Regions from separate parts of the Homo sapiens genome. Here region 1 is linked to region 2. Evidence: read pairs that join two places in POLR2A ChIA-PET (ENCODE). Cell type or tissue: B cell. All regions are shown on one strand.

Region 1 (2,500 bases), 240 kb before region 2:
ATGCCGAGATCCACCCAGATAAGTGCAGAATCCTCTTCATTATGTTTCAAAGCCAGTTTAGTGAGAAATGAGCTTACACAAAGCTATCAATCAGCCAACTTCCTATTCTCCACCAGTTTTTTAGAGATCCTTGGTGAATGTGACCAGGTATAGCTGCATGGTATAGTTAATAGCATGTGATGATGGCATCTTTGACGAATGTTTTTTTTTCCAGGGCGGGAGAGAAGACCCAATGGCCTATGGAGCCATGTTTCCAGGATTTGGAGGCATGAGGCCCGGCTTTGAGGGAATGCCCCACAACCCAGCTATGGGCGGTGACTTCACTCTGGAATTTGACTCCCCAGTGGCTGCCACCAAAGGCCCTGAGAACGAAGAAGGAGGTGCACAAGGCTCCCCTATGCCGGAGGCCAACCCAGACAATCTAGAAAACCCAGCTTTCCTTACAGAGCTAGAACCTGCTCCCCACGCAGGGCTCCTTGCTCTCCCTAAGGATGACATTCCCGGCCTGCCAAGGAGCCCTTCAGGGAAGATGAAGGGACTCCCCAGCGTCACCCCAGCAGCTGCTGACCCACTGATGACCCCTGAATTAGCTGATGTTTATAGGACCTACGATGCTGACATGACCACATCCGTGGATTTCCAGGAAGAAGCAACCATGGATACCACGATGGCCCCAAACTCTCTGCAAACATCCATGCCAGGAAACAAAGCCCAGGAGCCCGAGATGATGCATGACGCATGGCATTTCCAAGAGCCCTGACAGCTCTAAGATATTAGCTACTTTCTGTATGCACAAGCTTCCCAGCTTTGTCCCCACAGTGTACCTTTTTGCTAAAACACTTATTACCCTTCTGCAGCAAAGGCATTAAAAGCGCTAAGCATATATTAATAAATGCAAGTGGCTAGAAATAGTGTAGGTCCCCTTCTTGCTTTCAATATCTTGTTGAAATAAAATGTGTCAATTGTCTCTGTGATTTAGAAACACTATTAATAACATCAGAGCAAGGTTCTAAGGGTCTCAGCATTTGATCATCACTTTTTCTTAGCTGTCTTAAGCATTATAGAATTTCTCTTACCAGCATGACACTATTATATTCAGGAAACATGGCACTGCTTTTTTCTCTAAGCAAAGGCAAATATCCTCATAATTCTAAGCTAATTCATTTAAACTTTATTAAATGGGGATTGGTGGAAAACTCCTGACTGGTATTACTGGGTTTGGTATAATTTAATTTAAAATTCTCATTTATAGAGTATTTTATTTAATCTAGTATAAAAAATCTAGCCTATTTTAAATAAAGAATTTTTCTCACTGAAATTATCAGGAATTGTATGCTTATTATTTATATAGATTTAAATGGTTCAAGAAAAGCATACTCATCCTCTACCTTTGCTTCTCTTTAATTCATTGTATTCAATTCATTCATTCTTTCATCAGAATTTTACTGAATATTCATGTCCTGGGTGCAGTGCAAGGTATCAAAGATACAGTCCCTTCCTTCAAAGCTTACAATGGACATGACTGACAAGTAGACAATCACCATAACAAAACCCTAGACCAAGCTCAATTACTTTACATATATTATCCCACAACAATACTGTGAAATAGATACACTCAACCCCACAGCACATGTGAAAAGTGCTATGAAAAGGCCAAGCACAGGGTGCCCCTGGAGCCACAGAGAAGAAGTGCCTAACCCAGCCTGAGGGTCATCGGAGAGTCTAGGAGGAATCAGACAAGTTTTCTCAGAACAGTTTCTAGAAACGGTTTCAAGAGCGAGAGCCCTCACTCTCCAAGAGGAAGAAACAGAAAAAGAGCCATGTGGGTGTCATGTGAAAATTAGCTCATTCCTGTGAAATATAATGTGGGAAAGGGGGATGCAGAAAATGACCCTTGCTTGTCACCAGGGCTAGGTTGTATCGAGCAGAGCTATACACCTAAATTAAAGGGCTCCCAGCCCAGATCTGGTCACTCCTACAAAGTAGCCTCCTACCCCCTTCTCTTCACCTTCTCCTAAGTGGCCCAACCCAGGTCTTCGACTCCATGAAACTCAAACTTCTCTACATCCATTGATGGAGATTCCGTAGATGCAACCCACAAAAAAGAGCCCTGAGATGCCTCCCAACCTGGGGACTTCAGGAGGCTTACCAGGAGCATGTAGCCACCACCTATTGCCTCCCTCTCTTTAAGCAGGGTTCTGCTCATCCTCACTCCATCAACTGCAGCTGAAAGAGAGATACAGAAGAAAAATTTCAGTTTGCCTCCCCTAGTGTCCCTGGCAAAGGTGCGAGGGTAGGAGAATGACCTCCATAGTAGCCAGCAGATACCCACTGAGATCTATCTTAGCATCGCAGACAGTTTCCTGAAAAGCAGTATGGTACAATACATATAAACAGATCTGGGTTCAAACTTTGGTATCACATCTTATTATCCATGTGACTTTCGATGTGAAACTTAATCTCTCTGTGCCTGTGTTTTCATTTCTATAATGGGGCTACG
Region 2 (2,500 bases):
GCACCTGCCATCCTCATGACAGAGTGAGACCCTGTCTCAAAAGTAAATAAATAAATAAAATTAAATTATAAGAGGCCATTGGTTTGGACTGAGCTCTTCTACTATGCCCAAAAGACCAAACCAAAATGCAGTTACTCACCTTCCACAAGACCAAGCTGAAACTAAGTTTATTTGACCTTCTGAGTAATCAGGAGAGACAGATAATGGCCAAATCCTCAAACAGACTGGTGTTAGCTGGCAGGATAAGGAAGGCCCCTTTGCTTTGACCTTTATAGGGAAAATACCTGAAACAACCAATCTGCTTTGTATTCTCTGTTTCTACTTTCCTTGGCCCTTTTCTATCTACAAACCCAACCTCCTTTGCTCAGCTCATCAAAACACTCACTCTATAGAATGAGATGTTGCCCGATTCTAGAATAGAAAATAAAAGCCAATTAAGATTTATAAAAGCTGAGGCCGGGCGCAGTGGCTCAAGCCTGTAATCCCAGCACTTTGGGAAGCCGAGGTGGGCGGATCACCTGAAGTCGGGAGTTCGAGACCAGCCTGACCAACATGGAGAACCCCCTCTCTACTAAAAATACAAAATTAGCTGAGCATGGTGCGCATGCCTGTAATCCCAGCTACTCAGGAGGCTGAGGCAGGAGAATTGCTTGAACCCGGGAGGCAGAGGTTGCAGTGAGCCGAGATCGTGCCATTGCACTCCAGCCTGGGCAACAAGAGCGAAACTCTGTCTCAAAAAACAAAAAAAAAAAAATTTCTAAAAGGCGTGTGCGGTGGCTCACGCCTATAATCCCAACACTTTGGAAGGCCGAGGCGGGCAGATCACTTGAGGTCAGGAGTTCAAGACCAGCCTGGCCAATATGGTGAAACCCCATCTCTACTAAAATACAAAAATTAGCTGGGCATGGTGGTGTACACCTGTAATCCCAGCTACTTGGGAGGCTGAGGCAAGAGAATCGCTTGAACCTGGGAGGTGGAGGTTGCAGTGAGCTGAGATCGCGCCACTGCATGCTAGCCTGGGCGACGGAGAGAGACTCTGTCTCAAAAAAAAAAAAAAAAAAGATTTGTAAACTAAATTCATTGTAATTTTGTCTTTTGACAGTTCTGGCAACTGACAAAGGGACCTAAAGGACACTGCTGATGACTTCTGAGACTCCCGGAGGAATATCAGAGAGGTGCCACAGAGCCACAGATGCCTTTTGAGGTCCTCGGTCTTCCTCATGGAGCCTCAAGGGTTATAGGTAAGTTCCGCTCGGGTGGACTCCTTTTTTTTTTTTTGGCTTTTGAATTTAGGATTAGTTTATGCTGTGAGACAGTGCATGACCTTTTGTGGTTTGCAGTGGCTGACAAGTCATTGGCAAGAGCTGCAGTTTTGTCTTGGCTGGGTGCGGTGGCGCATGCCTGTAACCCCAGCACTTTGAGAGGCAGGTGGATTGCTTGAGATCAGCCTGGCCAACATAGCAAAACCCCGTCTACTAAAAATACAAAAATTAGCCAAGTGTGGTGGTGCGCCCCTATAATCCCAGCTACTCGGGAGGCTGAGGCATAGGAATCATTTGTCTCAAACAAACAAAGAAAGAAACAAGCAGAAAACAAAAAGAAAAAACAAACAAAAAGAAGAGACAGGGGTCTGATGCTATTTTCCGGGCTGGAGTGCAGTGGTTATTCACAAGCACAATCACAGGACATTACTGCCTCAAACTACTGGGCTCAAGCGATCCTTCTGCCTTTGCTCTGAGTGCCTGGGATTATAGGATTACAGGTCTGTGCCATTAAGTCTGGTTTAAGAGCTGCAGTTTTTTTTCTTTTTTGGGGGGGGGGGGTTTGTTTGTTTTTTAGTTGTTTACCTTACTCATGGACTCAGGTAACAAGGAGCTGCATTTTAAGACAGTGTTGCTCTAAGTGGTTATTACTGCAGGAGGCATGAACTCTGGCTTTTGGAATCTGCTGGAATTTGAATTCTATCCTTTTTGTTAGGTTTTCTTGCATGCTTAGGTAGGAAAAAAATCACTGGGTAAGTTGGTCAAGGGGATCTCAGAGCCAAAGCCACCATTTAACTAGTGGGCACAGTTCAGGTACTTTAGAGCTATTAAAGTGCTGGCCACTAAAAAATGAGACTACCTGTTAGAATAAACTAGACATGAAACAAGGTAGCACTTGCCATCCTCAATAAAATGTTTATGCAGTGAGGTACACTGTGAAAGAATTATACCACCCAACCCCATGATGTTTCCCTCTTAGGCTGTTTTTTTTTTTTTTTTCCTTGAGATGGAGTCTCACTCTGTAGCCCAAGCTGGAGTGCAGTGGTGCAATCTCGGCTCACTGCAACCTCCGCCTCCAGGATTCTAGTGATTCTTGCCTCAGCCTCCTGAGTAGCTGGGACTACAGGCGGTGCCATCATGCCTGGCTAATTTTTTTTTGTATTTTTAGTAGATACGGGGTTTCACCATGTTGTCCTGGGTGTTCTCGAACTCCTGAGCTCAGACAATCAATCTGCCTT

Evidence for each region. Peaks named below come from ENCODE experiments on the same cell type or tissue, not always from the same donor. Only the 100,000 strongest peaks of a DNase experiment are listed, where the experiment ranks them.
Region 1: POLR2A ChIA-PET joins it to region 2 with 5 read pairs; 3 of 35 experiments call an interaction of 5 or more read pairs at or near these places.

What each region holds. Positions count from the first base shown.
Region 1 is chr4:70,605,971-70,608,470 of GRCh38, forward strand. AMBN (ameloblastin) reads left to right here. Exons shown (of 13, transcript NM_016519.6): 13 at 215-1,318. The coding sequence ends at 760. Among named protein-coding and RNA genes, the nearest start is that of AMBN, 15 kb to the left of the region's middle. In B cell, no CTCF peak of the experiment used is centred here; no DNase peak of the experiment used is centred here.
Region 2 is chr4:70,843,031-70,845,530 of GRCh38, forward strand. It overlaps LOC124900710 (a long non-coding RNA gene), which reads left to right. Exons shown (of 3, transcript XR_007058131.1): 2 at 1,103-1,241. It also overlaps a transcript of GRSF1 not described here. Among named protein-coding and RNA genes, the nearest start is that of GRSF1, 4.4 kb to the left of the region's middle. In B cell, no CTCF peak of the experiment used is centred here; DNase peaks (open chromatin) are centred at 101 and 1,331; H3K27ac peaks cover 418 bases.